Regions from separate parts of the Homo sapiens genome. Here region 2 is linked to region 1. Evidence: chromatin contacts called from ENCODE Hi-C or POLR2A ChIA-PET data. All regions are on one chromosome and are shown on one strand. Each heading gives the region's core, a stretch centred on a gene start or an enhancer-like site at or near the end of the contact. The rest is flanking DNA. Distances are from core to core; before and after follow the strand shown. Region 1 has its middle 140 kb from the start of LRIG2. Region 2 has its middle 65 kb from the start of MAGI3.

Region 1 (4,680 bases), core at 1,082-3,581:
CGCTGCACGCATGAGCATGGGTGGTGGGGTCAGATGGAATGAAGATCTTTGGCTTTGAGGCAGTGTAACCTGTCTGCCTTCCTCTGTCATTGTGAGTTCCTCAATTCACGTTACTGTCAACCTCTCCCCATGTCTCCAAATTACCCTGTGGCCCACTGGCCATTTTATATGCACGTCATTCTAGCCTCAGAACATGCCATTTCCCTTCCGCTAATGTCTTATTGCCTGTATGAATCTAAACTTGAGGGAGTCTACTGGATTATCTTGCCCACGACCATAGCAGTTTTGTTTGTTTGTTTGTTTGTTTTGAGACAGAGTCTCACACTGTTGCCTGGGCTGGTGTGCAATGACACAATCTCGGCTCACTACAACCTCTGCCTCCCGGGTTCAAGCGATTCTTCTGCCTCAGCCTCCGTAGCTGGGATTACAGGTGCCTGCCACCACGCCTGGCTAATTTTTTGCATTTTTAGTAGAGATGGGGTTTCACTATATTGGCCAGGCTGGTCTCAAACTCCTGAACTTGTGATCTGCCTGCCTCAGCCTACCAAAGTGCTGGGATTACACGCGTGAGCCACCACGCCCGGCCAACCATAGCAGTTTACATGTGGGTTTGGTTTGGGACTGAGAGTCAAGATCCACTGAGGGGCGTGGCCTCTCTTCCAGTATTTACTTTTGTTTGCAAATGAGTACATATTCCGACTCCGACTCCGAAGTCTTATAAAGCTTTTCTAACTCAATTTTCAGAGGTAACAATAGACTCAACCTGAACATTTGATTGACAGTATCCTCTGCTTCCTTTTGCACAGGGTACTTGTGTCATTTCTCCTCCTCTAAGTAATTGCGGCAGCTTTGGTTTCTCTCTTTGCTATGTGACACAGCATGAAGGTTTGGACAGGAGTTTAACTATTACCCTTTAATGTTTTTGTTGTGTTACTGTCAAATTGTGTCTTCTTAAAGGTTGCTTCCTGTCCTTTCTTAGGAGCAGGAAAAAAAAAGTGGCTGTGTGTCTTATGCCCTATCTGTATAAAATGCTTTTCATTATTGATAAAGATACACTATTCCAGGAGACTCACCTATTTAACCAGGTCAAGAGCTGGAAACCTTTCTCCAGTCTGTGTTCAGCCTCTAGTCCCACAGTGGTGTGAATACAAAGCAGTCTTCCTTGCAGGTGTTCAGCACACAGGCCGTAAGCCAAGAGCAGTAGATGGCATGCAGAAGGAAGAGGGTCACTTTCTGCTTCATCATTTGGGATTCTAGTGGACCCAGAGAAGGAACGCCAAGGAGAGGACCTAGACTCGTAACCCCCACATGCCACACTTTTATTTCTCCTAAGATTAACGATGTTTATCACTATTTGAGGTACTGTTAATGTGCCAGATACTTTAAGTGCTTGGCATATGTTATCTAAACCTTAAAAGAATTTTATGAGGTGGAGAATATGATTCCCATTTTATACATAAACAAACTCAAAGATGTTGAGAGAATACCTGAAGAAGTTAAAAGGCTGTCACGCAGCCAGAGGTGACCCTGGGCTTTTGAGTGCTGGCAGGTGGCAAGCACCCAGGTGAGAGCTGTGGGGTGGCCTGCAGACCCCGAGGAGTTAGAAACAGAGGCCTTGGGACAGGCTCCAGGAAGGTGGCCTGTGTGAGAACCTCTCTAGTCCCCAGTGCTCCTGGGAGAGGCAGCTCAAGTGCAAAGCCAGATGCACCCTGCAGTGGGGTGAGAGAGGGGCATAGATCACCTTCCAGAAATAGCTGCCGAGTTGATGTTAAATTTTGTAGGTTTTCTTGATTCCGTTTGTTAATATAATCTTGTGCTCATGGGTGTTAAAAGATGTGGGCCTGAGGTAATATTCATTTGGCTTATTGTAATAGTTACTCCTGGGCATTACACATGCTAAACAAAGCAAAATATTCACCAAGCTCTCAATCTGAGCTCCTTGGGTCAGTAAGCAGAGGTCACAATCTTTTCCTAGTCCCACTAGTGAGTTAAATTCTGGAATGGCTCTGAATTATCAATATGTCAATAAAATGTCAGTCAGCCAGAGCGACATGCTATTGCAGTATTGACTGTCGGATCCTAAAGCAAAAACATGTTTTAATTGTTTTTGCTGAGTGTAGGGAAGCCAGTAAGTAGAGACCAGGTTTGAGAGGGTTAGAGATTGCCACTGATCTTTATTTTTCAGTTTTGAGAGTCTTGTAGCATTGTGGAACCCATTTCTCATTTTCGCCCACAGAATTTATATCAGAGTCAGAAACAGGAACCTGCAAAGGGAAATATCTGAGAAAACAGGCTGTTCCAGGCTTACCTGGTAGGGCAGGGCTGGTGCCCAGGTACAATCATTGGCCAGTGTAAATATATGCGAGTCAGCTAGTGGTGATGACTTTGAAGCATGGGAGGAGGAGATGGGTGCCGCCTTTAGCTCCATAAGCATTTGCTTCAACTGATTAGACTCTCCAGGTACAGCGTGGTGAGGAATGAGACTAACAGCAGCCAGACTGCAAAACTGTGGGTGTGGCATGTCTTCCGGAAAGACCTCCTTATCTTTCCCCATAGAGCAACAATGGTTCCCCTTTTTCTTTGCTTTAGCCCAAAGGTGGGTCTCATCTTGGAAGTCACTTAGGGTTCTCTTTTTCCTGAGGGACACACGTGGGCAAAGATTTGAATACGTCTGCGCCCAGGGGCTTTTCCATCCTAAGGACCTTGTCGCCTTTTGTGCTTTGCCTTGTTTCTCTTTTTCTTTTCATTCTACTCTTTTTCTTTTTTTTGAGGCGAAGCCTTGCTCTGTTGCCCAGGCTGGAGTGCAGTGGCACGGTCTTGGCTCACTGCAGCCTCCACCTCCTGGATTCAAGCGATTTTCCTGCCTCAGCCTCCCAAGTAGCTGGGACTACAGGCACGCACCATCACACCCAGCTAATTTTTTTTTTTTTTTTTTTTTTGTATCTTTAGTAGAGACGGGGTTTCACCATGCTGGCCAGGCTGGTCTCGAGCTCCTGACATCAAGCGGCCTCAAGAGGCCCCCCTCGACCTCCCAAAGTGGTGGGATTACAGGCGTGAGCCACTGTGTCTGGCTATCTTTTCATTCTACTCTTAACTCTCACCCTAACCCACAGGAGACCTTATGCAAACTGGAAAAAGAACATCTCTCTTGGCAGGTGTAGCCTGTACCAGGCTGCATGGCCGGGTGGGCAGATGATGGGCTGGACTTGGGCCCCCAATTTTCCCCTCAGTGGGTATTCTTGTGCAGTGAACACTGCATAGCTGAATGTGGTAGCCCTGTTAATGCTCATCATTTTCTTATCTTGTACTACAAAGGTAAGCTGCAGAGCCTTTTGGGGGCAAGGCAGGTGTAAAATGAATTAAGTATTAATGCGATATAGCTGAGTAGGCTATTCCCCCACTGTTAACTTGACAGAGTGGTACCAGGTGGGGTCCCACACACCTGGTGGGGGAGTAGTGGTCACCCCTGGAGGGGGCTTCTTTAGAAATACAGATATGCTTTGCGGGGTGAGCTGAATGGAAACTGCAGCCACTACTGGGGAGTGAGGGTGAGTCTAGGCACAGGCAGGAATCAGCGTGGATTTTGAGAGGCGTAGATGGAACGATTCTGGAGTAGAAAGAGTGAGGTGTTTTGATGCTGTCAGATGGCAGCTGAAACAGACAGCAGAAGCTGTCATTAACTGGTCAGAGCCGATGGCAGGAAGAAGATAAGAGAGGAAAGCAGAGCAGGACAGAGGAAAGAAGAGAAGAGGAGGAGAAGAGACAGAGGACAGGGAGGGGAGATGGGGGGAGGGGAGAAGACAGGAGAGGAAGTGGGGAGAAGAGGAGAAGGGAAGGGAGAGGAGCATAATAACATTTCCAAGGTCTGAGGAATTCAGTTTTACTCATGCTCACTCTGTTACAATTTATTACCTCCTCCATTCAGTACATGTTTATCGAGCTTCTTCTCTATGCCAGGTACTGTGACAGAGAGATGAGCATACAATCCAGTGGGGAACGCAAACATTGAAAGCAATGATTGCTGCTTGCTGGGCTCTGATGGATGATGTTACAGCAGCACAGAGTGGGCTTAGGAGTTAATAATGGGGAAAAGTGCAGGATGGCACCATATTTCTGTTTTAAGGGACTGTATGAATGAGAGTGCTCCTGGCTAAGATATGAACACAGTTGCCACAAACTGGGATAAAGAACATGAAAGAAGCAAGTGTGGTGGATGTAAGAATATGAGCCCAACTTTAGACATGCTGCATCTGGGGTGGAATGACACCGACTGGTGACCGGTAGATAGATAAGCCACTGGAAGGCAAGCTCCAGGGCGACAGGGCTTTCAGCCTACGCCATCTAATACTGCATCCCGAGGACCTGCAAGAGTGCCTGGCACACATGAGGTGCTCAGTACATATTCGTGGAGTGGGTGCGTAGCTCGGATGTGGAGGCACCCCCGTGGAAGTCCTCACTTGTTGCCCACATTCATCTTGATGCTGCGCTTAGTTAGCATTTTATTGCACACTCTGCCACCCCCAACCCTAAAACAAAGCTAATATCCACAATGCGTCAGTGAATTGTGCCTGTCACGTAGGAAGTGCTCAATAAATATTTATCAATGATAAATCTCATATTAATGTTAATCAATACAGGATCGATGATGTGTTAATTATATTAATATAGAATATATTATAA
Region 2 (4,680 bases), core at 855-3,354, 110 kb after region 1:
CTTTGCCCAGTGCAGTTTCCAAAAATACATATGATCACTCTTCCATATGACAACACTTCTACACGTGAAGGCAAGCTCTATATTCTTCCTAAATTTCCTAGTATCCAGGGATATGTAGCTTCCACTCCTGTAATATTTGCATTACTCCCTTAGGCCCAATAACTGGTCATGATCCTTAAGTTTTGACCTTAGGCTTCTACCTACATTTGCTCATCAGGTTACATCTGCCCCTGGTCACTCTGGGTACCTACTTTACCAGATCTAGTTTGACTTTTGGGACCTCTACTCCCTAAGGTTTGCCCAGGCACTTGTGAAAGGGAATCAAACACCAGTGTGTAGACATTTGTCATTCCTTTTAGCTGCTCAGTGACTGAACTTCCCCTTGGGTTTGAGGAATCTCCTCCCCACCTTATGAGACAAAGACCTCTATTCAGCAAAGAATCTGAAATTTCCATATATTCACTTTCCTAACCACCCTTACAGTAAGAGTGCTGTCACATGATCTAGCCTTCACCAATCAGATACTCTAGTCCTAAATTTCGTGGCAAGAACCAGTGAGGTTAAGAAGCAGCAACTGACCAAAATCCATTCTGGTGGTGCTGTGACAAAGGTAGCCATGACGTTCTGTTTCAGAGGCAGCAAAAGCAGAGGTTCTAGTGCATCCAGAGCTTATCTTCTTCTGACTTACTTGTGTACTATGATTTATTATGTATTATGCTTATTGTTAATTGTGTTAGAATGTTAGCTCCATAGGGGCAGGAATCTTTGCTTTGTTCAGTTGTGTGTCCCAAGCATCTAGAGCAGGGCCTGGCACAAAGTAGGAGCTCAATAAACATTTATGAATGAGTGTGCGCTGAGATGACCTTTTTTTTTTTTTTTATTGAGAGGGAGCCTTGCTCTGTCACCCAGGCTAAAGTGCAGTGGTGTCATCTTGGCTCACTGCAGCCTCCGCCTCCCGGATTCCAGTGATTCACCTGCCTCAGCCTTCCAGGTAGCTGGGATTACATGCACGTGCCACCACACCCTGCTAATTTTTGTATTTTTAGTAGAGATGGGGTTTCACCATGTTGGCCAGGATGGTCTTGAACTCCTGACCTCAGGTGATCTGCCTGCATCGGCCTCCCAAAGTGCTGGGATTACAGGCATGAGGCACCGTGCCTGGCTGGAGATGACATTTTTTCATCTATCAGATTGATAAAAAAGGCTTATCTGTGAGAGTGTGAAGGAATAAACATTTACACATTGTTGGTGAGATCATAAATTGCTGTAAACATTTTAAAATGTAAGATTGAAAATAATTTCATATCCAGGAATTATGCTGCACAAGTACACTGAGATCTTAATTCAAAGATGTTCATTGCAGGATTCTTTGCAATAGCAAAATATTGAAAATAAACAAAATATCAATCCATAGGGAACTGGATAAATAAATTTTTATATATTCATAGAGTAGAACTATATGCATTGACATGGAAAGGTTTCCAGACCTAGAACCCTCGGATATAAATAGTACCTAGTACTATTTTAGAAACTTTAATAAACAATTTTTTCAGAAAGGTATTCACAAGTAAGTTTTTTGCAGTGGTTGCTTTGGGGAAGCGGGTAGGTTTGGGGTTGTGGAAGGGGGGAGATTTTTGCTTTCTCATTTTATGCCTTTCTATACTATTTTACTTTCTCCCGTATGTGTGTATTATTCATATTTGTAAAAACAAAGAAAATGAAATGAGTTGACTTTTATCCCCCTACTCTGTCGTCCAGACTGGAGTGCAGGGGTGTGATCACAGCTCACTACAGCCTCAACCTCCCAGTCGAGGGGATATTTCCACCTCAGCCTCCCAGTGCTGCTAATTTTGTCTTCTAAATATTTATTGACCTCACCCCTCCTCTCTATCCTCACTTTTTGCCCTGTTTAAGGCCAGCTGGGACTACAGGCCTATGCCACCATGCCCAGCTAATTTTTAAAATTATCTGTAGGGACAAAATTATTTGTAGAGACAAAATTATTTGTAGAGACAAAGTGTCGTTGCCCAGGCTGGTCTCAAACTCCTGGGCTGCAGCAATCCTCCTGTCCGGCTCTCCCAAAGTGCCGGGATTACAGGTGTGAGTCACACATGCTTGGCCATGAGTTGGCATTTTTACTAATCAAGTTAGCAAAGTGTTTTGGTTTTGTTTAGTTGTTTTTAATGATGATTTTCTGCAGGAAGAGATATTGTGAAATGGATAACCTTACAATACCAGTGGCATTATAAATTGTTGCAATCCTTTTTGAAAGAGGTTTGATAACATGTAACAAAAGGTTTTAAACATTTGTATATTTTGATACTGTAAACATTTTTAAGAAATCTATCTTAAGGAAATCTGTCCCATACATGGAAAGCACTTTATATATAAAGATATCAATGAAATTATTATTTTAAATATCCCAACATTAGAAACAAATATCCCATAAAATATGAATTAAAGCACATCCATAGACAGTCAATATTATCTATTTAAAATAATATTTACAAAGATTTTGTTACAAAATAAATACGTTTGAGGTGTAATGTTAAGAGAAAAAAATATCACACACTGTTAGACTTAGTGGACAGAATGATCACAACCATGTTAAAGGATCTTCTTAGAAAAATACTGACAGGAATGTTAATTAGTGGGTAGCAGAACTTTTTCTTATCCTAGCTTTCGATAATTTCCAAGTTTTCTAAAATAAGCATTTATTATTTTATATTGGAAAAATAACTATTCTGTAAAGAGGAAATGAGACATGCTTGGTATGATTTGTTCATAGTCAATGTGTTCTGAGGCTAAATTAATCCACCATTTTAATTTCTAAATGAAATGTTCATTTACTGTTTCCAAAAATTGGCTACAGCATTTTGCCAAGGACCAATCATCAAACTTGCCAATTTTTATTATCCAAAGACACTCATTACTCATCACCAAGTGCTGCTAATTTTGTCTTCTAAATATTTATTGACCTCACCCCTCCTCTCTATCCTCACTTTTTGCACTGGTTAAGGCCTTTATCCTGACCGCACCTCCAGCTTCATTCTGGTTTCCCTCCATTTCACCCTCCACTCTGCCATGAGAGCAGTCTTTTTACAACACTGTTATACCACATTATTCATTTACCAAAACCTTCCCATAGCTCTTATGGCCCCAGGGCCACAGGGTTCTTGGTGAACCTACCAGACTCTCCTGACCCAAGCCCTGTCTGCATCTCCCCATCTCTCTTCAGCTGAGAATACAGAGGTGCTCATGGTTCTCTGAGCTCACCCTGCCACTTTACAACTCCTTGGCTTTGTTCATACCATTGCTTCAATCTAGAACCTTCTTCATTTGCTAACTCTCTGCCTTCCCCATGCCTCAGGCCCAACATCTGCTCCTCCAGGAAGACTTCTCTGACCCACCAGGCTGGGTCACAAAAGTGAACAAACCAATACTGCTTGTTAGGTTTTCAGAGCATTTGCATATAGAATAACACATCTAGCCCTCGTAATAACCCCGTGAAAATGGCAAGAAACACATTATCCACATTTTACAGATAAGAAAGGTAAGATTCAGACAACATACTTGGTTGAAATCATGTGGCTCATAGGGCAGAGCCAGGACTGGTACCCCGGTAAACCTTGACCTTAAATACAACGTTTGGTTTTTGTTTTGTTTTATTTCCTTTCGTGCTTGCTTTCTGAGCTGCTAAGATTAGAGAGGCAAACCTAGAGAGGCTGAGGAGCTGTTCAGGAGAAGGGGAATCTAGCTGATAGAGAATCTTGACATTTTTCAGTATGTCAATTGCCTTTTTCAACTCCAGAATTTCTTCCTGATTCTTTTTAATTATTTCAATTTCTTTGTTAAATTTATCTGATAGAATTCTTAATTCTTTTTCTGTGTTACCTTGAATTTCTTTGAGTTTTGTTCAAACAGCTATTTGAAATTCTCTGTCTGAAAGGTCACATATCTCTGTCTCTCTGGGGTTGTTCCCTGGTGCCTTATTTAGTTTGTTTGGTGAGGCCATGCTCTTTTGAATGGTCTTGATGCTTATGGATATTTGTTGGTGCCTGGGCTTTGAGGAGTTATTCATAATCTGGGCTTGTTTGTACCTGTCCTTCTTGGAAAGGCTTTCCAGGTATTTGAAGGGACTTGGGTTTGGTGACCTAAGTTTTTGATCACTGCAGCCATATCTGCTTTAGGAAGTACTCCAAGCCCAGTAACACTGGTTCTTGCAGACTCGTAGAGGTACGCCCATGGGGTCTTGGATAAGATCTGGGAGAATTCTCTGGATTACCAGGCAAAGACTCTTGTTCTCTTTTCTTACTTTCTCTCAAACAAATGGAGTCTCTCTCTGTGTGTTGAGCTGCCTGGAGCTGAGGGAGGGGTGACACCAGCATCCCTGTGACCAGTACCTCTGAGACTGCACTGGGTCAGACCTGAAGCCAGCACAGCACTGGGTCCTGCCCAGGCCTGCTGTAACTACTCCCTGGCTACTGTCTATGTTCAATCAAGGCCTTGGGGCTCTACAATCAGCAGGTGGTGAAGCCAGCCATGCTTGTGTCCCTCCCTTAAGGGCAGCAATCCCTCTGGCCCCCAGGCAGGTCCAAAGATGCCGTCCTGGAGCGAGGGCCTGGAGGCAGAAACCCTAGAAGTCTACCTGATGCTCTAGTCTAATGTGGCTGAGCTGTC

The links. A loop is a pair of places that touch in the nucleus more often than their neighbours do. ChIA-PET counts read pairs that join two places held with the same protein, here RNA polymerase II (POLR2A).
Region 2: a map of Caco-2 shows a loop between it and region 1 (3-fold over the local background). The contact joins two enhancer-like sites. A Hi-C loop is called at or near these places in 4 of 168 maps with a recorded cell type or tissue (Caco-2, Calu3, PC-9 and 1 more). POLR2A ChIA-PET finds 5 or more read pairs at or near these places in 2 of 52 experiments (OCI-LY7 and PC-9).

What each region holds. Positions count from the first base shown.
Region 1 is chr1:113,208,005-113,212,684 of GRCh38, forward strand. No RefSeq gene overlaps it. Among named protein-coding and RNA genes, the nearest start is that of LRIG2, 140 kb to the left of the region's middle. Within about 2 kb of position 2,332, at least 5 of the 41 ENCODE cell types and tissues checked have a DNase peak (open chromatin) inside an H3K27ac peak, as active enhancers do.
Region 2 is chr1:113,323,092-113,327,771 of GRCh38, forward strand. No RefSeq gene overlaps it. Among named protein-coding and RNA genes, the nearest start is that of MAGI3, 65 kb to the right of the region's middle. Within about 2 kb of position 2,105, at least 3 of the 41 ENCODE cell types and tissues checked have a DNase peak (open chromatin) inside an H3K27ac peak, as active enhancers do.